Linked DNA regions of Mus musculus: region 1 is linked to region 2. The links are chromatin loops, found by intact Hi-C in ENCODE. Cell type or tissue: heart. All regions are shown on one strand. Links, peaks and the distances in the headings refer to the core of each region. The heading gives the core; the rest is flanking DNA.

What was found. A loop is a pair of places that touch in the nucleus more often than their neighbours do. Peaks named below come from ENCODE experiments on the same cell type or tissue, not always from the same donor. Only the 100,000 strongest peaks of a DNase experiment are listed, where the experiment ranks them.
Region 1: a loop joins it to region 2, with 1.8 times the contacts of the local background. A loop is called at or near these places in 3 of 42 quality-filtered maps.

Annotation. Positions count from the first base shown.
Region 1 is chr17:45,997,584-46,013,803 of GRCm38, forward strand. No RefSeq gene overlaps it. Among named protein-coding and RNA genes, the nearest start is that of Vegfa, 27 kb to the right of the region's middle. In heart, for the core only: no CTCF peak of the experiment used is centred there; DNase peaks (open chromatin) are centred at 6,288 and 6,738; H3K27ac peaks cover 1,563 bases.
Region 2 is chr17:45,897,489-45,913,708 of GRCm38, forward strand. No RefSeq gene overlaps it. Among named protein-coding and RNA genes, the nearest start is that of Gm41584, 20 kb to the left of the region's middle. In heart, for the core only: no CTCF peak of the experiment used is centred there; DNase peaks (open chromatin) are centred at 5,953 and 8,353; H3K27ac peaks cover 2,024 bases.

The DNA of each region.
Region 1 (16,220 bases), core at 3,534-11,533, 98 kb after region 2:
TCAAAGGGAAGGCCTGGGATCCCTCAGCCAACAGTGTGCCTCTGCTCTCCCTGCTGCACACGGGCATCACGGCCTGCGGAGTCACCATAGAACAGAGGTGCACAGGCCTACCAAATGGCCGTAACATTCACGTCGTAAAGGCAGCCAGATCTTCCTGCAGGTCACCCCCCCTCCTTGTAAGGGATGAAGACCCACAGGGACATGAAAACACGGAGAACTGGGGCCTGTCTCTGCTCACCCTCATCTCTTTGATTACTCTTCTTATGGGGTCAGCCTAGCCTGCTACATATGAGCTCTTCAGTATTGGGGGACACACATCCCTTAGGGATCCCATGAAAACTAAAGACATCATCCCCAAAAAATATGTTCATTCGTATACTGATGAGACCACAGACGGTCTCAGGGCTCTGTGTGTTCCAGGCCAAACAGCTGAAAGAGAGAGACAGAGAGAGAGAGAGAGAGAGAGAGAGAGAGAGAGAGAGAGAGAGAGAGAGAGTTGTCGCAATCATTCAGTTATGCTTCTAGGGTATTATAGACTGAACTTCCAAACCTAACCTTACCCAGAATCTTCCAGAGCCCTCTCCCCGAGGCTCTAGAAGAAATAAGCAGGTGACCTGAACCTTCCTGGAAAAGTCCTTTTTGCTACTTGCCCCTCCCCCACCCACCCCCAGCCTTTCTCCTCCTTCTCAACTGCTGCCCACAGCTGGGTCCGGAGCTGGTCTTTGAAAGTCAAACAGAATCGTAGAGAGCATCTGTACATCTCTTTATCTTTTCTGACAAGAACCGTAAATGGAGTTAGGTATGCTGACTTGCTTAAAGTCTCTGAGATAATCAGAACAGCAGCCAGGTGGCCTGTCCTGACTCCATCCCAGGAAGTGTGCAATTGGCCTACTGTGCATCCCTGCAGTGCCTCACTAGGGAGAGAAGGGGCCACCAGGGCTAAGTGAGCTTTAATTACATTGGCCGAGCATGCCGAATAGCCTTGGAGTTAAGAGTGCAAACAAGGTCACCAAGGTCCTGATTATGTAAGACGCTGTGAATCTCCAGAAACTCTGATGCAGAGTTGGAGCATTCATTCATTCGTTCAATCAATCAATGATTACTGAGCCCCACCCCATGGGGACAAACAGTCAGGACAATCACCCAGACAAGCTTCCTGCCGCCCAGAAATCCCAAAGGAAGAAAGACAAATCAAGCCTTGCTAGAGATAAATACCACAGGGAGAGTGACTGAGAACTTAGTGATGTCGTATTCTTAAAAGAAGATTTATTCTCTTCCCACTGTACCTCAGTGTGTGTGTGTGTGTGTGTGTGTGTGTGTGTGTGTGAGAGAGAGAGAGAGAGAGAGAGAGAGAGAGAGAGAGAGAGAGAGGTGTGCAGGTGTCCACAGAAGCTAAAAGAGACATTGGTTCTCCTGGAGCTGGAGTTACAGGCAGTTTTAAGCTGCCTGATGTGGGTGCTGGAAACAGAACTCAGGACTTCTGGAAAAGCGGTAAGGTCTCTCTCCAGCCCCTGGTGGTGCCATACTGTGGGGATGAGGATGCACAAGGAAGGTCTCTTTTAACTCCTTCTAAAAAGAACAGAACACAATAAACAAAACAAAGAAAAGCTGGGTGATGGTGATGACGGTGCCAATCCCAGCACAGGTATTAAAGGGACAGGGGCGGGGATGGGGCAAAGGCAGGGGGGCAGGCAGATCTCTGTGAGTTCAAGGCCAGCCTGGCCTACAGAGCTAGTTCCAGGACAGCACACAAAGAAATCCTGTCTCAAGATACCAAATAAATACATAAATACAAACGTAAGTACGTACGTTAGTAAGTAAGCAAGAGTATAGAGGCGGTATCCATGCAAAAGTGTGGAGGCAGAATGTTCCAGAAGAAAAGAATAACAAGTTCAAAGTCCCTAAGGCAGATAGATGTGAAACTGATTTGTTCCAGGAAGCAGAGCTGCGCATGGGCAGGGAGTGAGGGGCCCTCAAGCAGGGCAAGGCGAAGGCAAGGGTGAGGGTGGGCTGGCCTGGCCGTGTGACAGATGAAGGCTGGCTCTGTGCTAAGTGAGAGAGGAACCAAATCTCTGGAAGTTTGGAAAAGGCAGGTTTGGAGTATTTGTTCACTTAGTTGTGTGTTTAACAAATATTTACTGTCCTTCTGTCAGTCACCCCAACCAGGTTTGGTGGCACCAGTGCCTGATTTGGGGATCATAAGCTGAAAGGTAGTCTGGACTGTGTAAAGAGAACATCTCAAACAACAATGCAAAACTCGAAAGACAATCACCCAATGTTCAGATTCTCTAGGCATCCTTGGAGAAGGACGGTCTGTCCTGAAGTTAAAAGAAGTCCAATGCTGTCAGTCTGTCATGACTGCTGGGTGGCACAAAGACCAGCCAAACCAGAGGGAAGCATGGAAGCCATAGAACCCAGGACAGACAGACAGATGGTAGCAGGAGAAGAACAGGGCATCTACCTATGTATGTATGTATGTATGTATGTATGTATGTATGTATGTATGTATGTATCTATCTATCTATCTATCTATCTATCTATCTATCCAACTATGTATATATTGATAGATCTATCTATCTGTCTGTCTATGTCTTGATTGATCTATCTATCTATTGATTGATCTATCTATATATCATGTATTCATCATCAATCCACCTATCAGCTCTCTATCTATAATCTATCCATCCATCATCTATCTATCTATCCATCTGTATATTATATATCTTTCTATCGTCCATTATCTATCTATCTTTCTGTCATCTTTCTATCTATCCACCTATTATCGATCTATCTATCATCTACCCACCCATCGTCTATCTATCCATCTATCCATCCACCATTCCCATCTATGCATCATTTATCTGCCCATCCATCTATTATCTATCATCTATCTATCCATCCATCTATTACCTATCATCTGTCTATCTATCTATCTATCTATCTATCTATCTATCATCTATCCATTCATCTACCTATTAGCTATCTAACTATTAGACAAGAGTATTTGAGAACATGCCTCATGTAACTTGTCTCAAATTTTCTATGTAGCTGAGGATGGCCTTGAACTTCTGATCCTCCTGCCGCCACCTCCTGATTGCTGGGATGGCAGGAACCATCTTTGGAATTATTTTTGAAGTAGAGAAAACCCAGGGAATGCAGGTGACTTTTCTTATAGAGGAAAGAACCAAAGGAACACTCCCCATGAAAGAAATGCTCCTCATGAAAAGAGTTCTCCCTGTGGAAGGAGTGCTCCCCGTGAGAGGAGTGTGCTCCCTGTGAAAGCTGCATCCTCTACTACCATGCAGACGATGGTGCCATTGACAGGTTCCAGAGAGCCATGGGTGCTGGAGGGACACCAGCTCTGACAAGCTGCCCTTGATAAGAAAGCTCTACACATGTGTGTGTGTGCATGTGCGCACACACACACCATTTTTTTTTTTTTAGCTATAGGTCTAAAGAGATGACTCAATGAGTAAACTACCTGCCTCAAAAGCATGAGAACCTGAGTTCAGAACCCAACACACACATAGAAGCTGGGCATGACTATAACCATACCCTTGGGGTAAGGGAGTTAGAGCCTAACAAATCCCTGGAGCACACTGTCCGGAGCATGTAGCCAATCAGCGGTGCTGGCTTCAGTGTGAGACAGAGTGGGTGCTTGGATCTGGCCGTGCTTGCCTGTAATCCCAGCACTATGGAGGCTTTGATCAGCCTGGTCTACGGAGTGAGTTCCAGTCCAGCCAGGGCTACATAATGAGATGCTGTCTTTAAAGGGAGGTGGGAGAGAAAGGGGAGCCAGAGAGATGACTTAACCAGGGGTTAAGAGAACACTGGCTGCTCTTCCAAAGGACCTGGGTTCAATTCCCAGCATCCACACGGCAGCTCACAGCTGTCTGTGACCCCAGTTTCAGGGACTCAATCTACTCTCACACAGACACACATGCAGACCAAACACCAAGACACATAAAATTAAAATTATTTTAAAAAAATATGGAGAGTAAGAACAGAAGACACTTAATCTTGACCTTTACCCTCCACATACATGTACACATGTGTACCTGCAGTCATACATACATGTGCACATACACACAACTGAAAAGAATTCAAAGGAGGCTGAAATGAGGAAGAAAATGTGCCAGTGGGGAGCAGTCCCAGGTACAGTGCTTTGGCTTTGGGCTCTGCAGCCCACGTGCAGCCGGCTGGGCCTCTCCTTTGCACAGAGAGCCACCGGTGTGGCCAGGGAGAAAGCCCAGGAGATACCTATTCTTGTACTCCCGTAGACTCCTGCCTGCGTGTCTTCTGAGCAGCAAACGATCCACACTACAGAATTTTGGTATGGTTTCTTTTTTAACTCAAGGAACAATTTCTTCTTCTTGGAAGAAAAGTCCCAGCTGGGATCATGTGCAGAACCGCTTCCCAACACTATATTCTGCATTGGTCGTAGGCATTAGGCCCTGCAGACAAGCTTCTGCCGGGCCCCTGCAACTCAGGATAACACGGAGAATCTGTCTGTTGGCAGTCACAGAGGGACTATGCTGGGCAAAACCAACCTCTTCTCCCAGGGCCACCTCCTGCGAGGGTCCTACCTGTGGAGTTGATTTTTCTCATCAACCTGACACAGCCTACAGCCACCAGGAAAAGGGAGGCTCATTGAGGAATTGCCTAGACCAGATTGGCCTGTGGCATGTCTGGGGGCATCATCTTGCCTGCTAATTGATATAGAAGAACTCAGCCTACTGTGGGCAGTGTCATCCTTCAACAAACAGTCCAGAGCTGTATAAGAAAGCACAAGCCAGGGAGCAGCCAGGGATCCAGTAGGCAAGCAGCATCCTTCTGTGATCCCTACTCTGACTTTGCTCAAGGATGAGGGGCTGCAACCTGGAAGTGCAAGATGAAATAAACCCTTTCCTTCCCTAAGTTGCCTTTGATCATAGAGCTTGCCACAACAGCAGAAAGCAGCAAGGACATCACATAGGAACTTCCAGCCCTAACCCTCTTTGGGCTTCTGCTAGTCCTGGCCCCATGTCTGCTGCTTTCCGGGGCCTCTCTGACCCTTCCAGCCAGGCCCTCCCTCTCTTTGGTCCTTCTCCACCCCACACTACCCCAATGCTGGGACTAGAACAATGTCCTTGCACATGCTGGATGAGAGCAGGCCACCCTCTACCATAACCCTCTTCATATTTGGATACGGAGTATCACTAAGTTGCCAAAGCTCACATGGAACTCAGTCTTCAAACAGGCCAACCTTGAATTTACAATCCTGCTTCAGCCTCCTGAGTTACTGGGATTACAGGCCTGTTCCTACAAGGTCCAGAAGAAGGACCATCGGGGACAAAGAGTATTTACTCACAGGACAAACTGACTGACCGCTGTGGAGTTTAGATGTATCTGATACATGCAAGCCGTGGCTTGCACACATATACACACATGCACACACGCATGCACATGTGCACACACACTCAAGCACGAGCATAGATGTGCCCAGGGTCAGCCTCACTCTAAGGTGACATGTGAGCAAATACTTGAAGATGAGGAAATAGGTCCTGCAGATACACATAGAACATCCTAGGCCAAGGGAAACAGTGTGCAAAGATCCTGGGGCAGGAGCATGGCAGCTGCCTGTAGACTGGACTTGTTGCTCTTGGAAGGGATCATGTTGGGGGTCTTGAGATCACCATTATAAGAATTTAGCTTTTTCCTCCCGGAGGAGGGGGGACAAGAAAAATCACCAGGATTTGAGATATAAGGTGACCCAATGTGACTCTCCCATTCTTCATGATAGGAAGTGATAAGACACAGGTAGCTATCTAAGGAGGGATGACAGCAAGGTCTAGCTAGGCTGGGCTGGGAGCACAGGGATGGGGGATGCTCCTCTTTTTCCCGTCTGCCAGATAGGGCCGAGCCTTCTGAGGTCTAGGCCTCTCTCCCCGCTCCCCTCCACTCCCTGGCTTTCTCCCCATCTCCATTCCTGCTTGTCCCAGCTCTCCATTTGCCTTCAGCTTCACCCCACAGAGTGGGACGGCCCCAGTTTTCAAGCACTCTCAGAAAAAAAAAAAAAAGTGAACTGGACGGAAAGAAGTCACTGGGCCTGCCAAGAGGAGAGATGCAGATTACAGTGTCTGGTCCCAGCGGCTCACCCTGTAATCATCCTGGGTTGCAGGTGGACGGGACCTTAGGCCACGCCCCTGCAGGGCCAACACTGGCTCTGCTCCCAGCACCATCCTGATGCCTCACCTCAAGCAAGGAGGAGGCAGAGGACATTGTGGAGGCTCCAGCCCGGGCTCCAATGCTCTCCCATGTGAGAGCAGCTGAAAGGGATCTCCCGGGGTGTTAAAGTTTCCATCACTTCCAACAGGAAATGATGCCGTCCAGGACACACAGGGGATTTGAACCCAGGATGTTGACCGTATGCAAGATGCTGTTTCTTCCAGGTCAGGTCTGGGAATCAACCAGTAGGACAAGGCTTTGCACTCTCTACCTGAACCAATGTGAGAAAAAAAAAATGCTTTTCCACGGTGGTGACCTTAGCCCTGTATGTCTGAGGAGGACGTTTGGTCAGGACAATGTCTTCCCACTTGCAGGAGGAACAGCCCAGCTAGACCATTTGTCATAGCTCTGGCAGATAGGCAAGCTTGTGCTGTTTGTCACCCCACTCCAGCCTGCAAATAGTTCTTCCCGTTCTCTAGGAACAAAAGCTCCGTGTCAGCTTCCTGGGTCACCTGTCTGTCCGGGAACAGATCTGGCTGCCTTCCGCTGTCACGTGCCACGCGTGGCTGTGGCCTCCAGCACCTGAGTCATCTGTGACTCATTGCCCTCTACCCTTGGCTCAAGAGGGATGGGCCAAGTGGACTCAGCCCTGAATGGGATAAGACCAGCCTGATGTCCCTGGTGCAGACCTGGCCTTCCCTTCCCCCACAGTCAGATATAAGAAGAGCAGATCTCTCAAGGTAAAACTCACGTGAACGCACAGCTTCCTACCGAGCACCTAGTACAGATGTACCCACCCATCACTGCATGCCTTGGGTACCTGCCACCCACGCATGTGGGATGTGTTAGATGACCCCACATCCCAAGTCTTCAAAAGTCCCGCCTACCAGGGTGGGGCTGAACTCTGTTACCTCTGTCACTGGCCATGTGACCACACACACACACACACACTCTCTCTCTCTCTCTCTCTCTCTCTCTCTCTCTCTCTCTCTCTCTCTCTGGGCCTCCATCCTCCCTGATCTGCAACTCAAATTGCTAAAATCCTTTCTAGTCCTTAATCTAAACTGAGGCTTATTTAAATTATACTTATTTATATATATGTGTGTGTGCATGTGTATGTGTGCATACATGTGCTTGCTTGCACTCAAGAGAGAATGAGCACACGTGTACGTGCGCGCGTACACACACACACACACACACACACACACGCTTGTGCAGTTCTCTCCTATTATGTGGGTTGTGGGATCAAATTCAGATCATCAGACTTAGTGAGAACTGGTACCTTTACCCACTAAGCCATCTCTCCGCCCCTAAGCAGGGATTTTAATAAGGTGTTTACACACCCGTAATCTGTCAGGGACAATAAACCCAGGAACGTGATGGCAGAAGGGAAGTAGAGAGCGAAAGATGGAAGCATCCGCCCTCCACCCTTAGATATCACCACTCCTCCAAAACCAACCAAACAGTCTGGGGACGTGTCCCCCACCTCCCCACCCCCAGGGACATTACCACACATCTAACTGCAGTCAGGCAGCACAGGGCAAAGAGATCGGGGTCCTGGAAGACGTTTCGCCAAGGCAGGGTCCCACTAGAGCAACCACCTCCTGGGACAGACCAAGATGAAGTTCCACTGGGGCCACCTGACTGGGCTTCTTGAGGACAGGGCCTTTTGATGTGGACTCCCTAAAGATGGGGGTAAGTCTCCCTCAGACCAGGGTTCCCTAAGACAGGCTATGTCCCCACAGCAGACTCTCACAGTAAAAAGGGAACCCCTGGTCCATTTAGCCAGTCCCCAGAGCTCATGCTCTGTACTGTCTCCTCTGTCTCTCAGGAAGGGGTTAAGGCCCTCCCAGGGTGCAAGGCAGTTGAGAAAGCTAGGGAGGGAGTGTGTTTCTCCACTTGGCCTCAGTACTGGTTTCTCAATCCAGTGTGATTACTGGTAAAGCCAGACTGGCGCAGCCAGGCAGGCTCCTGAAGCCTAGAACCTTCTCCTCCTGTTGCAGCAGCCCAGACTGGCGCCTGGAGGCCCTCACCCGTGAGGGTCCAGCCCAAGAAGAATGAAAGCACAGAAGCCACAGCGCGGAACAGAAAGCCAGGTCTCATCTTAGAAAGGCTCCAGAGATGAGGGTACCCAGGGGTCTGCACCTAAGGGTACATGGAGAACTTTCAGAATCCTGCGTTAGGGTTTACATCGTCCCCGTCACCAAGATACTGTCTTTCAGATTTTTATCTGACAATAGCCTTTGTGAAAAACACATTTCATATGCAACCTAGACACACTCCTGCCACAACCGTTTCCAGACACAATACTGAGCCTTACTCTTTCCAGGTTCTCAGAGACTCTTCTATTCAGCTTGCTTTCACCTTTAAGAGAAACTATACCATAAGCCAATGGTAGCGGCACACGCCTTTAATCCCAGCACTAGGGAGTCAGAGGCAGGTGGCTCTCTCTGAGTTCGAGGACAGCCTGATTTACTGCATGAGTTACAAGGCAGCCAGGGCTAAAGAAGTGCACCCCCGTTGCCTGTCTATAATCTCCACATTCAAGAAGCTTGGGCATGGGGAGCTAGAGTTTGAAGCTTGGGCTCCACGGCAAGCTACAGTTTCACAAAAGGAAGAGAGGATGGAGAGGACCGTGGTAGTTACAAACTTCTAACTTAACTTCCTGACCCACCAACACATCACTGTTGGCAATTTGGGAATCGCTACCCTCAAGATCAGCAGGCTAGACAGACTGTCGTTATACAACAGTGGCACTGTGGCCCAGAAAGCAGATAAGCATTCTCAAAGATCACAGGGCTCAGGAGGCATGCATGCTTCCTGGGGAAGTAGTTCACTGTAAGTTAACAGAGCTTAAGAACTTTTCAAGATGGAGGACTGTGGAGTCAGAAGCACACTGGTCCGTGGGTGCCCTGAAGCACCTCAGGGTACACAGGGAAGGCATGTCAGGCAGAGGATGTGCTGGTTTGAGGGGTAACAGACTCCATGCTGAGGAAACTTCCAGTCTAAAGAGGCCCTGCCACTGCCCTCAGAACTCCTGGTTGGTCTCAGATCTCTTGTGCAGGCGGTAGTTGAAGCCATACCTAGAATAGGGACTGCCTGCATTGTCTGTACTGGGAACTTCACTGCATGGCAGGGTGTTGGGGGGTGGGGGATGTGTGCATCAAAGAGTCTGAGAAATTTACCTCAGGAGAAGGTCTAGGCATTGCCACCAGGAACCAGGAGCATTGCTAGACAAAGCACAGGCTGCTCGGTTAAGCTTGAATTTCAGACAATGAACTGGGCACTCTGGTGGTTTTATTTGCTTTATCTGGCAAGCTACCTCTGGGACCTTCCCTCTTCAGACCCGGAAGGGTCAGCTGCTTACAGAGCCCCAAGGCCCAGGTAGGACCAAGAGACATACAAGGAACTCAGGTCACATGTGAGGAAGAACTTTCTAGATACTCGGTATTGATCCAGGGTGTGGTAAGACAGAATGAAGGTCTCTGGGACTGACCCCCAGGCCCCAACCTCCACGGAACAACACTGAGATCATAGATGGACCCTGGTCAGGTAGCCGTCCCCTCTAGTCTAAAACAGGAAGAAACAAGGCCTACCACTGGGTAAAGCCACAGGGGGCTTTTGAATGGATATGTGATGGCAATTAAGGGTACAAATGGCCACTTTGCCCCTTCTATCAGCCATAGCTGGACACTTGAGATAGGCCAGCCTTCCTGGGATTCTCCTATAAGACAACTGTCAGAGGCCAACGCTCCACTGGCATCTGGGGTCCATGGTGGAAGAAGGGCACCAGTTTCTCCTCAGTCATGGGTCTGGAAGGCTTGGCAGTGTGAAACTTACCTTCCCTTCTCCCCATGACTCTCCCTGTTCTTCAGTCACCCTCCAGTCAGGCTTTTACAGTGGTTGCTGTATGAGGTGATGCTCAGGGTATGAGCAGGGTAGCCAAAGCCAGGAGGAAAACCCAACAATATATAGGCAGTAAACCCCTCCCTTAGTCTAGGAAGAGCTGTATTATATAAGAACGCCATCATGGAAGAGACTCAGTTGCGGATCAGGGACCCGGTACCAGGCCCCCAATGGCCTCTCATCACTGACTAATGAGTCCCATTTCTCCGAGTGTTGTTTCTGCCCAGGCATTTGTCACATCATGAGAGCAAAGCATCTAGACTTGAGCCACTTCAGGTTCTTTAGGCCAGCCTTCAGGAGGCAAGGGCAATGCACCCTTACCTCGGGGAGCAAGGATGGCAGACACAGCATAACCAGGCGGCTCTGTGGACCCAGACGGAAGGAGCCAGCCAAGATCCATTTATTCAATCACTCGTTCACCTACCCGTTCATTTACCTATCCATCTATCTAGTCTACAGAAGCAGTGTTAACTGAGCCCCTCCTGTGCAGCTTTTAGCCCAAGACTTCATGCTCGCTAGGCAAGCACAACTCTACAGCTAACACTACCAAGCCACCCCTCGTTTTGTTTTCTTCTATTTGGGGTTTTTGTTTTGTTTTGGGTTTCTTTTCCAGGGGCAGGGTGCATTTTGAGACAGGTCCTTGCTATATAGCCCAGGCTAGCCTCCAAGGCTTTGTGTAACCCAGGTTGGCCTGAAACTCTAATTCCTCTTGCCTCAGCCTCATGAATGCTGAGACTACAGACAAGCGCTGCCATTCCTGGCTCTGAACTTCTTCATGTTTTCTCTCTAATTGAATCCACACCTACATTTAGGAGGTAGTTAGCATCATATCAATTATACACAGTGACACAAGGAGGCCCAGAGAGGTCTACCAATTTTCCCAAGGTCACACAGTCAGAAAAATTCTGTGTAGCTTAAATGTCTCCCTCTTCATCCCCCTCTCCCTCTTCCTTTCCCTCCCCCCTCTCTCCACTCTCTCTCTATTCATATTCTGTGTGTCTGTGTGTGTCTGTCTGTCTGTGTGTGTATGTGTTTTGTTTTTTGAGACAGAGCTTCTCTGTGTAGCTGTCCTGTGTCCTAGATCTCCTTTTGTAGACCAGGCTGGCCTTGAACTCAGAAATCCGCCTGCTTCTGCCTCCCCAGTGCTGGGATTAAGGGTGTGCGCCACCACTGTCTAGCTTTTAAATTCTTTCCTCACTCTAAATTCATCCCCATGTCCCGCAGGTCAGCATCCTCTTGGGCCACATGTGTTTGTGTTTTCATCTCTGGAACTGGAACACTATTGTGTAAGTCTAGTGTTAGGAAGAGTGATCCTGAGCACACGAAATGCTAAGAAGTGGGTGTCATGGCGCCTGTTTTACAGATGAGGAAGGACAGAGTCAGAAAGGAAGTTTTGCCTTAAGACAAACTTGAGACTGTGGTTGGGGATTTGGGACCTCAGAATCCAGAAATAGCAGCCAGGATTTGAACTTGGGCAGTCAGGTGAGCAGGGCCAGAGTGCCCCTCACCTTATCAGTTCAGTCCCTTCCAGATAGAGGGTTATTAATAGCCACGAGGTGTTTGTTAGCAAGCAGTCAGCAACTCCCAGAGGGCGGCATGGGGTCATGAGACTTCAGCCAGGTCAGCCCCCACCCCCAGCCCCATGGGGGCTCGTCCAAGAAGTTGGCTCCCAGCTGGGCCCCATCCTGCCCCTGGGAGCCCTTACTCAACCAGGCAGCCACCCCGTGACTAGGAAGAATGACCCCTGTCACACTTGTGTGCTTGCGAGCTCGTGCGAATGTGCTCATGTGGAAGATCCATGACCAGAGAAGTCTTGTGGTGAGAGGGAGGATAGCTCTGGAGGGTGTCTGCTAGAGGCAGGCCTACCCAACAGACCCAGCCTCAGGGGTTCAGAAGGCCTGGCATTCAGGCAGCCAAGAGACAGGGCAGACCTGGGGAGGAAACCTGAGAGAGGGACCTTCATACTTCCCTCAGAGTAATGTGCCTGCTCCCTCTCAGGAGACAACCACTGCTAAAGTTTAGGGAAAGCCTTCTCCCCAACCCAGATCTCGAGGTCTTCCCTACACGTGCCACAAGCTTGTTCCCCAGCTCCCAGACCCTGAAAGATATAAGAGAAGCTTCGGAACAGTCACCCTTGTGGGCTTCCACGTCGACCCCTGGAATGTCTGCTAACCCAGGCCACAAGAGATTCTTCCCAGATCTAGCACTATAAGTAAGGGTGAACACAGGGTCTCTCCGTTAGGGTGGGCACTCCTGAAGTGCAGTGGGCTTCTTTGTTTGTTCATTAATTCCATGTACACTCACACCAGCCCATCTTGTGCCCGGCATCCCTGTGAGGAGAACTCGCTCCATCTCTTCTTTCCCCTCTCTTCAGTCCTTGCTTTTCTGCCATCCTGGGCTCCAGGGTTCAACCCACTCTGGCTTGGCTCCCTCCCTAGCAAGAAGACTGTGCACTCACAAAGATGGCAGTCAAACCCAGTGAGACTATTCGTGTTGAGAAAGAAAGTGAGAAAAACAAACAACCCAAATGTAATAAAGTGGTACTCAGAAGAAGAGAAGCATCGTCATGGGAACGAGGACAATGTAATGACAGTGTCCACAGGAGTCACATGCCCATCACTTCATCCCCCGAGGCTCTACAGCATAAGTGCTATTGTATCCACTTTCTAGATTTATTCCCTGTAACCAAGGCTCAGGGAAATAAATTACTCAGCTGCAGTCTCAAGATTCCTGCCTGAGTCAGAAGTCTCAGTGGGACTTAGAGTGACCTGAACTGGACTCTGGGTGGCACTCTGCAGAGCATCTGAGGCAAGGTCCCTGGGGGCCAGTCTTCTCCGGGCATCACTGGGGTACATCCGGGCCAGGATAGCTCCAGCAGCTCTGGGTGAGATGGGTTGTAAGTGTGTGGTCTTTCCACCGGAAGCCTGAGGAGATGACAAGTGAAGTCCTCAGACCTTAGAAGGAACAGGTGAAGAGCCAGGAAGTGGGCACTTGCTGGCATCTGCCCTGCTTGGAAGCCAGAGGGAGAACCTTCAGGGGAAGTGTGAAGAAATAGCAAAGCCGGTGCGGTGCATGGCTTGGGGCAAATGCAGAGAATACCCCGTGGGGACTGTGAATGTGTGAGAGATGGAAGGACAGATGGGGCTGTAAGCTCTGAAAGGACACCTTTGGCACTGGGACATGCATCGATGCCCAAGGCCTTCCACAGAGGCCACACGAAGACCAGCTGGTACTTTCTCCAAACTAACTTATGTCTCTTCTTATTTCTTTCTCTTTTTATCTATCTATCTGCCTGTCTGTAGGTAGATCAGTAGGTATATACATACATACACATACATACATACATACATACACATACATACATACATACACATACATACATACATACATACATACATACACACACACACACACACACACACACATACATACATACATACATACATACATACATACATACATACATACATACATAGGTATCTTGAGACAAGGTCTAAGAAGCTATGGCTGTCTTGGAACTCAGTATCTAGACCAGGCTGGCCTAGATCTGGCATAGACCTGTCTGTCTCTGCCTCCCACATACAGTTTGTACCTTTTTTGTTTATTTCTTTTTGCCATCCTGGGGATCAAATCCAGGATTAAGCACAGGCTATGTAAGTGCTCTACCACGGAGCCACATCCCCAAACCTCTGGTTTTCATCTTAATGGTCAAAGAAGTATCTGGTGGTGGCTGCTTCTCCTCTCTCACACAAACAGTTCTGTGAGACCAGGAGCATCCGCTAGACAAGGCACTTACCCCGCTTACATCAGGGAACCTCTTCCTCTCACAACAGATGAGCGCCCCAAAGTTTTTGAAAAAAAAATCTTCACATCCAAAGCATTAATCAATCAGGACCCTGTGTGGGTCTGAGCTAGATCCTCTGGATATAACGTGCGGTTGTGAAACTTAGTGTTCTTGTGGAGTGCTTAACCGAGGGAGTGGGGGGGGGGGGTCTTTGACTCTTGCCTGCTCTGGGGACCCTTCTCCTCTTACTGGGCTGCCTCTTCCAACCTTGAAATAAGGGTTTGTGCCTAGTCATGCTGTAACTTGCTAGGCCATGTTTGGTGGAGCTTCCTGCTCTTTTCTGAAGGGAAATGGAGGAGGAGAGGATCTGGGGACAGGTGAGGGAGGAGGGAGGGACTGGAAGGAGAGGAGGAAGGGGAAACTGCAGTCTAGACATAATATATAAGAGAAGAATAAATAGGTAGGTAGGTAGGTAGGTAGGTAGGTAGGTAGGTAGGTAGGTGGACGGACAGACGGACAGACAGACAGACAGACAGACAGACAGACAGACAGACAGACAGACAGACAGACAGATAGATAGATAGATAGATAGATAGATAGATAGACAGATAGATAGACAGATAGATAGACAGATGGATAGACAGATGGATAGATAGACAGATAGATAGACAGACAGACAGATAATCAGGTAATCTTTGGATCCAGCCCTTCCATCCTGGAGAGGAAGACCCATGCCCAGCTTTGCTCCTAAAGATGCTCTTGCTCAATCCAAATTCTTTCCCATCGGAATCACTTCTGTTCTTCCCCCACATCCCCACTGTCCATTCTCCCCCAAGCTGTCTTTGTCTTGCATTTCCCAAGTCCAGGCAGATTATAAATATTTACTGTTTCCTCTCCTGGCCACACGTAATCCCCATCCTGACAGATAACGTCCTGTGGACGCAGCTGAACAATCTCGCAGTGACTGAAGGCAGCCTGGTGGGGCCTTCCGAGGGTTGCTTTGCTTAGCCTTCATCTTTCGGCTAGCATAAGCAAAGGCTGCTAGATCCCATGAGTTCTCTTTCAGTACCAAGGCACAGCACACTTGGCCAGCCCTCAAAGTGCTGGAGTATGGATAGGAAAGATCCGCAGCCTCTTCCTGAAGCTTGCTCGGTCTTTTCTCCCTGGCTCTTCTCATCCTCGGCCTGTAGGTGAGACCCGTGTTCTTTTGGATAGACATCACTAGAGCCATTACACTCTTCATTCAAGAAACATGAGCAACACCGTGTGCTCCCTGCAGCCCCTAACTTAGCTTGCCACTGTAGTTTTGGGCAGACAGTAGCTTTACTAGACTGGTTCCCTGGGACTAAAGAACCCCAGTAAATTCACTTACGTCTGGGCCCTCTGCTTGGGGAGGTAGGAGCACTGGAGGTCTGTAACCCTTTCTCCCCTTCCTTCTCCCTCTCCTGTCTCCTGGCAGGGGAGTTGAACTCCCTTCCAAGAGAGTGAAATCAGACAGCATGATGGCTGCGGAAACCGAGTCCCGGAAATGCTAAACTTTTCCTTCTGATGTTAACATTCTTCCCCTGGAAGCCATCACAGATGGAAAGAGTAAGGTTGACTGGCTGGTGTTAAGAGCCACAACATGAAGCGAAAGGAAGAATTCCAGATATGTCACCATGACAATCCTAATAGGTGGTGTGTGCCCAGGGTCACCTGTTACTGCTGGAGTCAACCACCCATCTTATGGGAGAAGCTGTGAGAAGAAAATGAGTGGACCCAGTGGCTTCTTGAAGAAGGAAAAGACTCTAAAGCACTGGCTTTCAACCTATGGGTCACAATCTCCTTGTGGTCCCGTATCAGATGTCCTGCACACCAGATATTTATCCTACATTGCGATTCATAACTATAGCAAAGTTACAGATAGGAAGTAGCAGTGAAATAATTTTATGGTTGGAGGTCACCACAACATGAGGAACCATATTAAAGAGCTGAAGCATTGGGGAGGTTGAGAACCAGTGAACTAAACTTTGGAGTCTGGAGGCTTTTGTGAGCCGTGACTGTTTAAGAGCCTTTTGGGGGGAAAAAAAAAGAAGAAAACATAGAGACAGAGTCCAGGGTAGGGTAGGTCTTAGCCTCGATCTGTGGGCCCCACGGGATCCTGCACATACAGACAGGAGAAAGCATTTTATTTTTTCTCCATCGTCTATTTCAAGACTGTTCCTCTTGTCCAAGGCCGCGTGTTGCAACCTCTTGCGTGCTTAGGTTTCCGATCTTCAACTGACGAGCCCCAGCCCCTGGAGACGTTGCTCGACTAGCCTTACCGTGCATAGGGAAGTTGGAT
Region 2 (16,220 bases), core at 5,258-13,257:
ACCTTGGGGCCCAAGACAGTTATAACATATGTCCATTTTAGACTTTGGAAAATAGGGCGCTATAATTGGAAAAGTTAGTGCAGCCTTAAGTACAGGGAGCCGGTCTCTTTACATCTCAAATACCAGGTATTTAGGTGGCTTTCTTGGAACCTGGCATTAGGGACACGTGTGAGTGTGCCAGGCTCATTCCTGAGGAGAGAGTGGGAGAAGCCGGCGAGGGTGCTCAGGCAGGCACATCAGTCTCATCTGTAAGGCCAGCTACCTCAGATCCCAGTCCCTCTCCTTTCTCCTACCTCCCTTCTCTTTCCCCGGCCCTAGGACTATGTGTAAACGCAGGGTAAGTATCGTGCCCTAAAGCATGTCAGGCCTTGGCTGTCTCAAGGGTGGGAAACATGACTCCTGTGACCTGCCTGAACACAGCACTTGTGCCCTTTGGGTGCCAACACCCAACTATCCAGATTCAAATCTTCCTGTGCCCACTCAGGCAAGTTTCCTAACCTCTCTGGGCCTTGATTTACACATTCATAAAACCCGATGAAAGTTCTAATACCTACTTCCCAGAGTCTCTGGGACGATTAAGGTGGTAATTTACACGAAGTGTTTCACACCATTCCTGGCACATGGTAAGACCTCAGTAAATGTTACCTGCTATAATTATATTTTAAATGGGTTAAAATATTCCCAAAGCAATGTTTCATTAGACCTTGGATTTGTGACTAGGCCTCACGTTGACTCCTGCTCAGATCCAGGGGATTGTTCTTGGTCTACTACACATTTGCTTCTGTGTTGATTTATTCATTTGCCCACATAACACACTCATGTGAGTTGTGGGACTCATCACATCCCTCAAACCCCATAGAAAGGACATAGAGTCTCAGCTGTATGCAGCCTCACGTGAAGCTACAACTTCAAGCAATAAATTTCACCACAACCACCAGGCAAGGGGTGAGAGGATCATTTGGTTCTGGAGGAGAGGCTATGGTTCCCCCCAAGACCTCCCAGAGCATCCCCAAGTTCCTGCGTAGTGTTTGAGTGTCAAGGAGTAAGGGCAGGCAACACATCTGCCTCTTGATGTAGAAAAAGAAAAGCACATGGAGGTTTTCCGGTCAACGCCAAGGGCCTGAGCTGTTCGCATGGGTTTGCTTCAGTTGCTGATGCTGCATAACAAGCCACCCCTTAAAACTAGTAGCTTTAAACAATCATTATTTATTTGATCATAAGTCTGTAATTTGGACAGGGTGTAGCAAGGACAGCCTGGCTTTGCTCTGTAAGACCTTATCCTGGAAAGTTACATTGGTAAATTGCTTCACTCTTGGGCTGCCAAGGTGGTACAGGCTGGAGCGGAGTCTCTGTCTCGTCTGATATGGCCTCTCCTTGTGGCCAGGATGCTCGAGATTGACCCTTGGTTTCAGAGACTAAACATCTCAGAGTAAAAACTCAAGGAGACAAGCTAGGGCATAGTTCGGTTAGAAGGGTGCTTGCTTGCCACTCACAAAGCTGGAAATTCGATTCCCAACACCACATAGAACACATTGTGGTAGCACATACCTACAATGCCAGCACCTGGGAGGCAGAGGCAGGAGGATCAGGAGTTCGAGGCCATCTTTAACTATTAGTGAGTTCAAGGCCAGCCTGAACAACTTGAGATCCTGTCTCAGCAAAACCAAGTGAATTCCAAGAGGACAGGACCCATTTACTCAAGGACTTCCTGAGGCCTTGATTTCACCATACTTATTATGTTCCATTAGCTTTGGCAAGTCATAGACAAATCTAGGGTCATTGTGTAGGATGGGGCAACCTTACAAGGGTATGGATACTCTGATAGATGACGGATGGAGACCACCAAAGCTCATCAAAACATGGGATCCCGGGCCCAACCTATAACCAGATATATCTATGGAGGTCCCAGGATAACCATTCCATTGAGAGTCTTGCAACACTGTAGCAAAGAAACTCTAAAATACAGAGCAAGACAGGATAGATGCTCTCTCTTTCGCACAAATAATACAAGTAGGTGACATCATGAGGTGATGCAGTGGTTTAAGGATCTCAGGAGCCCAGGCCCCTTCAGTCTTGTGACTCTCTGCTCTTGTTAGCATTTTGTGTTCAGCTTTTATCATGCAGTCCAGAATGACGGTGTCAGTCTCTACTCTACCCTGGCCTTTGCATTCTTGCCAGTAAGAAAAGGCTATGCCATTGATGGGACCTAAACAGCTACATCTACATGACCCGCAGGAAAACGAAGGTTTTGGTGGAGAGCTTTGCATCCAACCTGCTACTGAGCTTTGTGAGGAGCTAGCTGGTTCACAGGGAGGAAGTACAATCTACCACTCCTGGCTTTATCAGCTTCCTTGGCCATGGGCAGTCCTGAGCGTCTCCAGGGTCTGGTGGAAGAGGGTACCATAAGAGGCTATCACAGTTCCAAAGAAGAATCTAAGAGTCCAGTTCTTAGCCAGAGTTCTATAGCCAAAGCCTCCAAGGGGCTGGGACCTAGCTGTGGATTGCAGAGGCCAAAATCAGAAGTGGCATAAACCTGAAACCTGGTTTCAGAGAGCACCTCCAACCACTCCCATCCACCCACTTCTACAGCTGTCAACAGCTGGCAGGAAGACTAGGCTCAGTGCAAAGCTATCTGCCTGTCAAACAAAAGTGGATCAGCTGGCTGCCTGACACATCTATGCCAATGCTGACTGCCCAAGACACATGTCTGTCCTGGTCTGGAGCCCTCAGTGTCTCTGTCAGATGTACAATTACTTTGTAGCTTGCTACTCCTCCACCCCCAGTTTTACTGTCTTTAATGGAAGGTATCCCGTTTAGTGTTAAAGTTGTAAGAGGTGCAGACACGAAAGCTCTGTCCCAGGGTCTTTGAAGTAAAAAGGTGTGGGCACAGTCATTCCAGAGCTGGGATAAGGTAAAGCCACCAAACAACAAAGAGAAGGCAGGGGCTATAACATCAGGTCCACAATGTAAGCTGCGTACTCAAACTCCTGAAAATGACTGGTTGGTCCGTTCCTAATGAGGAGCTTCAGAGGAGGGAGCAAGCTCAGATTCTCCTGCATAGACAGGGCCCTGCTGAACTGCATGTAAGTCCAAGTATTATGTCAGAAGCACTGGTAGGAAGCCGGTTAACTACCCCTCCCCACAGGCTGAAAGGACAAAGGACAAATAGGGAGCCTCCATCCTTCCTTCACCTGCAGGCCCCTCAGAATCCCATTCCTCCACACGACACGGACGCCCGGGGCATGTAAGGCTTGATCAGTGATGAAGCTTGTCTTGGAGAGAAGAAGGACACAGAAAAAAAAGGAACAGGGTTGGGGGGGGGGCGGGTGGCTCAGCTGGTGAGAGTGCTAGCCCAACAAGCCGCAAGACCTGAGTTCAATTCCCGGAGTCACATACTGGGTCAGATACAGTGGGTCAGCTAGCCTGGAGTAAGCCACACAGTAGCAGAAACAAGAGAGACTCTGCCCCAGTGGGGTGAGAAAACTGACCCCTGAACGTTGTCCTCTGACCTCCACACGCAGAACGTGGCTCGTGTGCATCTGCACACACAAACACATGCACATGCAAAAACACGCACAGATAAACAAAGTTAAAAACAACATATAAAGACATTTTCATTCCTACCAATAATCAAAGAAACACACACACACACATATAACATCTATATCAATTACTTTATCTTAAAAGAACTGGCAAGATAGCTCAGGGGTTAGGTTGCTTCCAAGTCTGACAGTCAGAGTTCAATCCCTGGAACCCACATGAAGGAAAGAGGAAACTGTCTCCTGGGAGTTGACCTCTGACTTCCACATGGGGGCCATGGTATATGTGTACATACATACATACATACATACATACATACATACATGCATGCATACACACAACAAATAAATAAATAGATAGGTAGGTAGATAGATAAATGTAGTAGAAAGTATGTGCGCGTGCGTGCGTGCGTGCGTGCGTGCGTGCGTGTGTGTGTGTGTGTGTGTGTGTGTGCATGTGTACATATGGAAATCAGAGGACAAATTGCAAGAGTGAGTTCTCCCTTTCTGCCACTAGGATTGAACTCAGATTTTTCAGTCTTGGTGGCAAGTGCCTTTACCTCTTGAGTAATCTAACTGGCCCTCAAAATATTTTTTTTTCTAGCAAAGTGCATGCTGGGACACCACGATAGTTGGCTCCTCAGCCCTTATGACTCTGTACCTCTTGGCTCTCCTACCTGTGCCTGCCCCATTATGGCTTTTTGGTTCAGTTGGCCCTTATTTGTAGGGTACCTACTCCTTATTCAGATGCTCCAGTCAGATTTCCCTCTGCATTATTTGAATCCAAAGACACAGAAAGGCCGGATGTGGTGCACGCCTTTAATCCCAGCACTTGGGAGGCAGAGACAGGTTTATTTCTGAGTTTGAGGCCAGCCTGGTCTACAAAGTGAGTTCCAGGACAGCCAGGGCTACAGAGAAACCCTGTCTCGAAAAACCAAAACCCAACCAACCAACCAAACAAACAACAAAAAACCAAAAAACGAAAAAAACAAAAACAAAGACACAGAAAGGAGGGACTAGAGCAGTTGTTGTGAGTCTGAGATATCCCTCCCTAGGAGCACTGGTATCCATCAGGAAAATCTGTGTGAAATGGCAGCCGGCACCTACCAGTTACTGTCTGTACCTTTGATCTCATTTAGTCTTTTGTGTCTCATTCTTTTCATCTGCAAAATAGGGATAATGATGACTTTGGTTTCATGGCGTGGGTGGAAAAATTACCTGGTCGAGGACCTGGAACAAAGTAAGGCCTCAGAAACGGTGAGCAGACAGGATGGGGGTGGGCGAAAAGGGAGTGGGAAGAGTCTGGGCTGTAACTCAGCTCAATTCCCAGTGCTGCAGAGGTGCGAGCCTGTGATTTCAGCCCGTGGGAGGCAGAGGAGGGCAGAGGCAGAGGCTGAGGGCAGAGGCTGAGGGCAGAGGCAGAGGCAGAGGCAGAGGCAGAGGCAGAGGCAGAGGCAGAGGCAGAGGCAGAGGCAGAGGCAGAGGCAGAGGCAGAGGCAGAGGCAGAGGCAGAGGCAGAGGCAGAGGCAGAGGCAGAGGCAGAGGCAGAGGCAGAGGCAGAGGCAGAGGCAGAGGCAGAGGCAGAGGCAGAGGCTGAGGCTGAGGCTGAGGCTGAGGGCAGAGGAAGAGGACCAGAGGTTCAAGGTCATCTTTAGGTATAAAGTGAGTACCACCCAGTCTGGGATGCATGAGAACTAAGTCTCAAAAGGAAAAATAAGAGAGCCAGGAGAGGGGAGGAGGGGAAGCAGAAGAGAAAAGGAAGGCCCGGGGCTGGAGGCAGCGCCTGTTGGCGCCCTGCTCTGATTTCCCTGAAGCCTGTTTGGCTCAGGCATGAGCTGTATCTTTATATTACACCCTCCCTTGCGAACTTCTGAAGCAATTTGGCAAGCCACATCAAATAGCACCGACACAGCCTAACCCGCCAGCCCAAGCACTTATCTTACAGAAATAATTAATAAGAAGGAAAAAGCCACATGCCCGAAGATGTCCATGGAAGCCTTATTTAAAAGAAGGGCAAATTGGAAGCCCTCAAAGGTCCAGCAATTAGGGAACAGAAAGGGTCTGAGATGGAATATTACGCAGCCATTAAAATGGCAAATGCGAGGCTACACGGTAACATCAAATATTTATGAAATAACCGGTGGTGGAAGCAAAATACGAAACTGCAGCAGACTAATTACACTGGGTTTTTAAAATGTGGATGTGCGCAAACAGGGCTGAAGGGGATTGCTGGACAAAAGCAACCTTTTTCTTTGGCTCTCTCCACTCTGAAGCTCTTCAGAGGGAAGGGTCCATTTCCCGAATGCCCCCAAGGCATCCCAATCTAAGGACGGAGAAAGCTGAGTGCCACAGCCTCTTCTTGCCAGCCTTCACCCGCCTCTCTGGGGAAAGGATGTTCAGGACAGGCTGCTGGTATTTTTAGTCAGGCCTCTTGCAGTCCAGTGCTCTGGGGGTAAAAATAGCTGGGGTGGAAGGCACTGCGCTAACTCTGCCGCTCTCTGCCCCCACCTCCACCCTGGACCAGGCGCCTCCCGGTCTTGGAGCCACGGCTTTCCACTGCCTGACCCTGGCTCTACCCCATCTCTGAGGTCTCAGTGGCCAAGAAAGAATGCTCTGGTCTGATATGTCTTGCCTTGGCCAGCCCACGAGAGCCAAGCTCTCCATTTTACAGATAAATATACTGAGACCAGCTAGAAGAAGCCTGCTAGGAAGCAGAGGGCCAAAGAATCCCGTGTCCACTCAACCCCACCCTCTCCAGGCCCGTTTATCCCTGCCTTCTCAGCCGATGCCTCTCACTCATAGCGGGAAGAGTCCCAAGGGATGCCCGCTCTCATAAGCACAGAGGCAGAAGGGGACCAAGGACTGGAAATCGTGCAATGTACACTCAGCTCTTGGTCTGTGGTTTGTTGGCTGTGGGATTGGGACAAGTCACCTTCTGCTCCGAGCTGCAATTTGTCTATAAAACCAAGGAGCTGGCCAAGACCAGCTCTTGTGAGTTTTTGCCTGTTTTTTTTTTCTTCTTCTTCTTTTCTTTTTTTCTTTTTCTCAATACTCTGAACCTCTGATTGTCTTACGTCTATCTCCAGTGCTGGGATTAAAGACTCGTGTTCCCACACCCAGTTTGCTTAGCGCTGAGGATCCAACCCAGGCCTTCTTGCACACTGAATAAGAAAGAGATCTCTCAACTGAGCAGCGAGAGCTCTACCACCCAGCCAGCCCCCGCCCCCACCGTCTTTCTGAATCAATGAACTGGATCCTGGAAGCTTTCCTCATCTTTATCTATTACATCAGCCCTGCCACCTTCCTTGGAACCTGCCAGAGAGACTCTGGGTTCTCAGACTCCATGGGGACACCCATTAGGGATAATCTGTGACTGGTGCTGCCTCTCAGGCAAACTTCCTCCAGTTCCAGGCTCGCTTCTAAGTGTCTCCCATCTGCTGGGGCACCTTCTTAAGGAATGCTTGCTAATTTTAACACTAGCTGAAGCCAGATTTAAGTAAATATGCTAGCAAAAATAAATCCTACAAGTGAGTTGAAGGCAAAATGTACTAGGCTCGAGGCTGCCTGAAGCCTGTCGCTCCCTGCTACTCTGACTGTGTGAAGTTACCCTGCATGGAAGTCCCTGAATGCACCCTCTGGCCAGTAACCTCTTAAAGCCCAGCCTGCTCTACCTCGTGTGTGTGTGTGTGTGTGTGTGTGTGTGTGTGTGTGTGTGTGTACTCACACATGCACATGTGCATGCACATACATGCACGTGAGCGTATGTGCATGTGGAGACCAGAAGTTCATATCAAGTGTCTTCCCCAATCACTCTATACTTTATAGTATTGAGTCAAGGTCTCTCACTGAACTTGGAGTTCTCTGATTAGCTAGACTGGCTGGCTGCAAGCTCCAGGTCTCCTCCTGTCTCTGTTCCCCTCCATGCTGGGATTATAGGAACATACAGCCACACACAGCTTTTTACGTGGGTGCTAAGGCCCTAAACCCAGGCCCACTACCTCTCCTGTGCCTCCAGCCTCACCTCTAAATGCCTCCCTGTGGGGACTAAATTTCAACATGAGTTTGGCGTGGATGCTTAAGCAACAGCAGCCCCCAACTACTTTGGTCACTGCAAATCACCTGCTTGTAACACATGTCAGGCATGGCCTTCCTTGGACCTAAGAGTTCAACCCTTAAACTCAACCAGAATTATCTGAGGGTTATAAGCTCCCAACTCTCAGAGCAAAGGCCTGGGTTGGGAGGCCACAACCCCAGAACCAGTTAAGATGTTCAACCAGTGACTCTCATCTCCCTCGCCTGTCCAGTCTTCTGGAACACAAATATTAAGTGTGTGCATGTATCCATGCATGCAGGCAGACATATGTGTCTGGCATACTTGTATCATGTGGTTTCTCTGGGCACCTCCAGCATGGGTTCCTAGCCCTGATGAGCCTGCAATGTTAAGGGCGTCCCACCCAGCTCTTCCCAATACTACAAACATGCTTCTGCAGATCTCACCTGGTCCCATGTTGAGTCACAGCCTCCGACTCAAGTGTCAGATCTCTGCCCTTAGCTGGCACTTTCTCAAAAGTGCTTGGAAACACACATTATCTCGGCCACGGACAGCTCCTCATTAGTAAAATGGGCAAACGGATCAGCACTAAATAAAGGCAGCATATTTGATAGACAAAACACAGATCCCAGGCAGGGACACTAATCCTGGAAGTCCCCGGGGCCATGGGAATGGTAGGCCCGGATCAAGGACTCAGAGAGCTGTGAGTCAGAGCTAGGCAGGCTCGGGAGCAGCAGAGAGACCATGGAAGGAGAGTGCACTGTGAGATGGTGTTGCTCCCCATGTGATGCTAAGAACTACTCACTCCCCTCGGGGAGGAGGGTGGGTCCAGGGAACTCCCAGGAGAGTGTCTTCTCTTGTTGTTCCCACTTCTGGAAGCCAGAGGCACAGCTGTCCACTTGACCTGGCACAAAGGTGCAGGAGGACTACACTGATCTTTCAGTGGTTAAGGGCACTGTTGCCCTTGCCGAGGACCAGAAGCCAGCTCCCAACACTCACATGGGGGCTGTGACTGTCTGGACCTCCAGCCCCAAGGAAGCTGATGCCTTTGGTCTTCTCCTACATCTGTGCTCAAAAGCACATATCCACAGAAAGACAAATGTGCATGTACGCACATACGTGCCAGTGTGTGAGCACACTCATACACACACACACACACACACACACACACACACACACAACTTTAAAAATCTCTTTTTAAAAAAATGCATGAGGGAGGCTGGGTGTGGTGTCACACACCTTTAATCCCAGCATTTGGGAGGCAGAAGCAGGCTTATCTCTGTGAGTTCAAGGTCAACCTTGTCTATAAAGCAACTCTAGGACAGCCAGAGCTGTTTCCTGGGCTTCCCTGTAACCTGAGCTCTGTGACAGTTCACACTGATTGCCATCTTAACCAGGATCTAAAATCACCCAGGAGACAAGCCACTGGGTGTTGTCAGTACGGGGGTTTTTGATGGGGTTCACTGAGGTAGGAAGATCCATGAACATGGACGGCAGGTACCACCCTGGGGGTTGGGGTCCTAGACTAAAGAAAAAAGAAAATGGGGTGAGGGCCAGTATTTGTTTCTGTTTCCTGAACGTGTGTGTGCGAGGTGACCAGAGTTCTCAAGCTCCTGCTGCCGTGCTGTCCCTGCTGTGACAGGCCACACTGTCAACTGTGGGCCAAATAAACTCTGAAGCCATGGTTGCCAGATGAAGCACTGTGACAACTAATACAGGCTCAGCTCCCCAGAGCTGCCCCCCAGGCCTCTCTGAGTCCCCCGTGAAAGGCAGGTGGCTCTAAAACTACATTTATACAGTGTGTAAGCAGAGAAAGTTATCCTGTGCTGTGGGTTAGAAGAAACAGCTTAGAGTAGAAGCTCAGGTCCTGCCTTCATTTGCTGCCTGCCTCTACTTCCCCATCTGCAAAATGAACCACTCATTGCCCTTTCTAGGCCCACTTAACTGACTGACCTCGGCTTCCCTGAAACTCAGTCTCTTTGCTCATGAGACGGTCAAGTAGATCACCATCTCTTCTGCATCTCTAGGCTTGGAGAAGACCAAGGTTCTGAAGTCTGCCAAAGCGAGTTGAAAATTAGATCACAGAAAGGCACGAAAGGCCTGTTATGAGGACAGCAGGTGTACTCCCCGAGGTGGGGAAGGGGTTGGGGGGGGGGGGCAGGGAGCGCGAGGTTGAAGACTTACAAAGCCACGTGGACTCGGGTGTCTCTGCTTGTTCACAGCGACCTTCTGTTCTAACAAGCCCCGTTGCAGGCTTCTGCATTACAACACTTCCTCCCCATTTGATCTTGAGAACAGTCAGCTAGTCAGTCAGTTATGGCTACTGCCCACACAAAGTGGTAGTACTGCCCCAACCTACAAGCTCAGTGGAAGGGCTTACGTCCAGGGCCGTTCCCTGCGGGATAAAGGATGGACTTTAGGAGGCCACACTGTTCGTACAAGCTGTAGATGCTGGCCAACCTTCAGCTTCTCTCCCTGTCCCTCCACGCTCCTCTACCTATAGGAATGGCCAATACAGATGGCTGCTTTCATGTCCCAGGGGATCAAAGGGTTGGCTGTAGCTTGGGAAGAAAGACATGCTCCTGAAAGCCACCTGAGCAGGTGGGCACAAAGCACTTCCACGCTTGCCCTCTGCAGCCAGCCTGGAGCCCCTCCCACCAGGACGCGCATGCGCACTGGTTGGCCTCCTGCCACGCCTCCCACGATCCCCCCCCCCCCCAGCATCCCCTACCACCACGTGAGTGCACATTACAGGGCAAGACACAGGAGCTTGAAGCCCTGCTTGAAGCACGTTCCTCTTCACTTTGGTTAAGTAATTTGTCTGTGGAACGTGTTGTCCCCGCTGGGTTAAGACACCGTCATGTCTCAGAATAATAAGAGGAAAAAGACAAAGACTCAGAGAGAGAATGGCAGGGAAACAGATAGTACTTGAGGCAGAGGAAAGGTCGGACACCAGGAGAAAGGCAGGCAGATAGGGGACAGACAGACAGGGAGACATGGCTGACCACGAGGGAAACAAAAACAGCCAGAGGCTGGAGAGAAGCAGAGAGACAATGAGGAGGTTGATGAGGCATGACAGCAGATTGCTTTTGTTTTTCGAGACAGGGTTTCTCTGTGTACCAGAGCCCTGGCTGTCCTGGAACTCACTGTGTAGACCAGGCTTGGCTTCGAACTCACAAAGATCCCTTGCCTCTGCCTCCTGAGTGCTGGAATTAAAGGCGTGTACCACCATACCAGCCTCTGTACATAAAATGTTGAAAGGACTGGAAACACAAAGAGAATGAGGGAGCAGAAAGAAGAGGGACATTTGAGTGCTGTGGAAACGGACCACACAGCGGCAGAGGGCTTTTCTGAGCTTGCTGCCTGCCCAAGGCTTTGGGAAGAGGCCTGCTAACACACCTGAGTCTTCCCACCACACGGCCAGGCTTCTGGTTCTCCTCAGATAATGTTTCCTTTCTAGGTTCGGTCCTACCCTTTTGGGTCTCACAACCCTCAGGCCGGAAGGGGTACCCAGCTTCATCTGGGACAAAGACCAAGAGCTAGAAGACCCGAAGTAAGGAAGTCTTGGGGTACCTCTACCTGCAGCCCCTAGACTTCGGCTGACTGTGAAGTCTGTGACACAGCCTGGGGCTGAGAGCCTGAGGGGAGCCTGGCAGGCAGTGGGTTGCTTCCAAGATGCGTTTTCTATGCCAGTCCTCCCCCCGCCCCCCTCAGGGCATGACCAATCACTGCTGTTGGTCCCCAGACTCCCTGACCCCTACCCCTACCCACTTCAACCCCCCCCAACATATCTTTCACCACCGTGGATTGAAAGGAGTTAGATCCTGCTCTGCCCTGTCACTACATGGCAAAGTGTCATAAGCGATTGATGCTTTCCCCCCTCTGAGCCTCCTCTTCTGGGAAACTGTCTCTCCTAAAGCCTTGGAGGATGGCTGTGAGCATAGGCTCATATAGTCCTGCCTATGTTCCCAGCACAACAGAAGCACAGGACAAAGGAGAGGCGGTGACAGTCCTTACTGTAGCTGTGGCCAGGGCAGGGACAGTGGAGTAAGAATTCTGGCCTGAGATGATTTATAGGGACTTGGTCACACTTACGAAAGTGAGAGGATGCCTGGCCCACCATGACCTACTCCGCCCACATCCAGCAAGACCCTGACCAGCAGGTAGTCTACCAGGTCTGACAGGCATAGCACTGGCTCACAACACTCTCAGAGGCCCATGAAACATTTCAACTTATTTTGGAGTCAGAAGGAAAAGCTGATTGGTCAAGTCAAATAAGTGTTTTTATATAAAGTATAGATATATTTGTCCTTATTCCAATGCAGTTGCAAAATGTTATTTTGGATATATATATATATATACTTTTTATTAATTAATTAAAACAAACAAACCAATCAAAACCACGAGTAGAGTTCCAGAACAGGTTTTGGGATAACTCATGTTCTCACCAGCCATTCTCGATCACCGGTGAGGACAGATGACATGAACTGGTGGTGGCTGTAATAGGTTTGGTCCAGGACAGATGGGACAAATCCCATCTATGTCTCTATGGAGAAGAGAGTCAAGAGAAGGGATACAGTGGAGATACAAGCAGGAGAAGATACAGCAGGAGAGCTGGAGCTACTGCGGTCCTCTAGCCAAACAGTGTGCACCCTAAAGACCTCTACTCACCACAGCGGGCCTTGCTCTGAAAGACATGCCTGTCCCCAGGAAGCCCTAGCCTGGGGGAGACACAGCCACCTCGTGGAGTTCAGATACCACAAAAGTATAACAACTTAAAGGGAATACCTCCTTGTGTCCCACAAGTGGCCAGGTAGTTTGCTGTATGGCTATAGAGGAACCAAAGATGCTCTTAGCTGGTAGAAGGAGGAAGACATCTCAGCAGTGAAGACATCTCCCCCCTAGAAGACAGGGGAGGGGTGGAGCTGGGTACCAGAGTGGAAAGACTCTAGCACTGCTATCAGAGAAGGCCTGATGGACAGAGAGGATTGGTGGCTTCGGCATGGCAAGATCTCAGATGATCTAGTTGGTCTCTAGGCATCGAGCTCATACCTGGCTCCCCTATACTGTGGCTATCCCTGGGACATCTCTGTCAGAGTTTCACAGGGACAGAGGAGTCATTCCTGGTGTGGTCAGGTAACCACATGACCCAGGTCCCCCCCCCCCCCCTTCCCCCTCTTCCCAGGCCTGCTGCCGCCAGCCAGGCCCCCTGCAGAATTAAATGACCATATTGGAAATAGCAAAGTAAACACCAATAGGTAATGTGCAAATTAAAGTCTTTTCTCCCAGGTCCCTTATTTATAGACCTGAGCTCAGTAGCCACACCCTCCTGGGCACCTGCCTCACCAGCCTGTTCCAAGGACATGGCTTTCTTCCCAGTAGAGGTGGGGGCATGGTTCTAAGGCCTAGTCACCTCCAACACTTGGTGTCCCTAAGGCCATGTTGGGAACCACCCATGTGGCCACACTTAAGCTGCTTAAGGGTCTGGGCGGGGGGAGGGGGGCGGTCAATGACTGTTTAACTTGGTTCAGAAAAGATACTTAAGAGGAGTAGAGGTAGTGTCTGATATCGGTACAAGAAGCTTTCGTCCACACACGCGTGTTGTTGCTCTTGAGGTACCTGACAGGAGGGAAGCATGAAGCTAGTTGTTCATCTAAGTGTTCTGTCCTGTAACCTACTCCATCTTCCCTTCCTCTGTACAGGTAGGAATGCTGAGGTGCAGGATACAGATAAGACTAATGCCAAAGTCCCATCACGGCCGTAAAGCCACGGTTCTCCTGTCTGCCAACACAAGGCCGCCTCTCCATGGTTTCTCCAACCAAAAGACTCGTTCACAGCCTCATGCTTGCCTGTCTGGTATTTGGTCAGTCTCCAGTGTTTTCCCACCAGAGTACGTGCCAGCCTTCATGTAAGGACATCTCAGCTCCACTCCTTGAGCAGCATCAGGCAGGTAGGCCAGCTCAGACTGGAGACAAGAAGATGTCCAAACCCTTACCTGGCACCCAGTTTCCCAGGCCTGTCTGTACACCCTTATCCAGACCAGGCCACACAGGCCCAGGTCCTGGGACAGAGCATAGGTCCAAGTAAAGAGGTCCGATAGAGAGGACCCTGACCTTAGCTTACTGGTGTAGTGCTCTAACGGAGAGCAGAAGGCCACAGATGGTTAGCCACAAGAGGGACGATGCCAGGCCAGGGCCAGGAAACCACACTCTGCCCAGTTTGCTCATCTCACCAAACCTGGGAAGGCTGTCACCACGTTGGCAGTGGGGAGGCAGGAACAGAAGCTGTGGGCTTGGCCAGAGGGCAGCCGGGAAGCAGCAGCCGCCACACTTTGTAAGGAAGGTGAAGGGCTCGCCAGAGCCTTCCACGATCGGCCAAGCAGCCACATGTCCAAGAGCAGTTTCCAGTTGGAAGCCAAGGCATACCACCGCCCTGACCCTTCACAAATATCCCCAGCCACTAGGCAAACACTGAGTACTAAAATAGCCCCTGTCCTCAGCAGGTTGACTCGAATCACTGGCAGGGGCAGGTGGCCCAGAGTGTGGGCTCAGCCCATCCCCTGCCACACGGACACCTGTCAGCGTGCCTTGCCTTATCACGTGGTAAGGAGCTAAGGTGAGGAGAAGGCTCCAACAAGGTCAGCACCAGACAGAAGCTGGGCCTGGGAGGCCCTGCCCTTCCATCCCCTGCTGTGTCACCTTGAAAAGGTCACTCTCCTTCTCTCAGGGTCAGTTCCTCCCTTTGCACGATTGGGTTAGCACCCTGTCTTAGCAGATTGTGGGAGCATATGTGGATGCCAAGGACAGAGGCCCCAGTGAGTCCAGTGGACCCAGCTCTTCACCAATTCGTTAGGCCTCACGGTGAGACAATGAAGCAGTTCGCAGCACAAACTCCATCTTAGAGTTTTGGAAACTGAGGCAACACAGGGTTTGGGTGTCTGCCCAAAGTCACACCTAATGAGTGGTTGAAGTAGGACTTGGACGCCATCAGTCTGACTCCAGAACTCTAACCACAGCAGACACCACACAACGTGAAAGTGGAAAGGGGTGGTATGTGTCATTCCTGCACGCCCCCCACCTCCCAAGAACCTGCCACTCCTTAAAGATATTCTACTGAAAGCCATAGGTCAGGGTGAAGGGGGCAGTCCCTTCTGTCCCCTCTGTGTCTATCCCTCCCCAGGGAAGCCAGGAGAGCTGGGAAAGCCACAGTCCAGCCCACGGGGTAACTGATGTGTGAAGTGTGCCCTGGTCACAGCACTGGGTGGTATAGGGGCAGCAGGCTGCCAGCAATGTGGTCCTCAGCCCACGCGCTGTCTGGCTGTCCAGGGGGTGGGATGGGGCACCCATAAATAGCAGGCCTCTCACTGGTGTTGGGAATAGAAACCCAATCCAAACAGTGTGGTGACTTGGGGCTTTCCAGACCAGCCACAACCCCCAGGGGCCTGGAGGCACTTGAGGGCCCCCTTCTCTTCCTGTACTCCCACCTCAGGTCATCTGCAGAGAAATCTCACCTGGCCCCAATCCAGAAGCCTTCACAACACAAGAACACCAGAGTAGACAGGAAAAAACAGGTGGTGTATACTGAACACATATTAGGCGCCCCATACTGGACTGGGTACATTACATGGATTATATCAGTGAACTTTACCACAGTTTGATGAGCTAAGCCTGTAGCCCTGTCCATTTTACAGAGGGGAAAGTCAAGGCTTGGGAAGATAAAGTAATGAAACTGAGATTACACAGGAAGAAAAAAAGAAGAGGAGGAGGAAGGGGAGGAGGAAGAAGGAGGAGGAGGAGGAGGAGGAGGAGGAGGAGGAGGAGAAGAAGAGAGGAGAAGAAGAAGAGAAAGAAGAAGAAGAAGAAGAAGAAGAAGAAGAAGAAGAAGAAGAAGAAGAAGAAGAAGAAGAAGAAGAAGAAGAGGAAGAAGAAGAAGAAGAAGAAGAGGAAAAGAAGTAAGAAGATTTGCCAGACCTGGCTGCTAAGCATGTCACCCTTTCCTGGGTCTATGATGTACCAATCACCCCAAGTCCTGCCCTTGTGGTTGTCTTAAATTTGAGGGAGGCCTAAGATCCAAGGAAAAGACAGTAACATCTCAAGTGTGGAAGGCTCAGGCTTTGGAGACCATGTAGAACTTGGAGCTGTTCCTCCCTCAGGATAGAACCCTGGGCGGCAAGGAGCCCCAGAGCCCCACCAGGGATTATCTGCTGACAGCCAGTTTGGCACCTCAAAAGTGATATCTCTGTTCCTGAGCACCCTTGGTTCTTCAGGGAGTCTGGTAGGACATGGAGGTGTGGGGGGATCCCCAGAGACATTGAAAGAGGTCACAGAGGGACTCAAAAACAGCACTCTACCTCCTTATTCCAAGGCTTTCCTAGGATTCTAAGGCCCAGAGAGGAAGCTTGTGATCAGCTGTTACTTCCTGAGATCTTACCGGGCTTAGATGCCATCTCTTTCCATGTGGACCTCCCCAAACTCAATTTATGGGTTTGTCTGTTCATGGTGACTATCCCCGGGGCATTTATGAGCACAGTTTTGCTGGCCTTCTCCTTCCAGGATATATCACCAGTGGCCAAACCTGGCTAACCACCTACTGTCTCTCAGTTCTTGGAAAGACAAGACTCAGTGACAGCT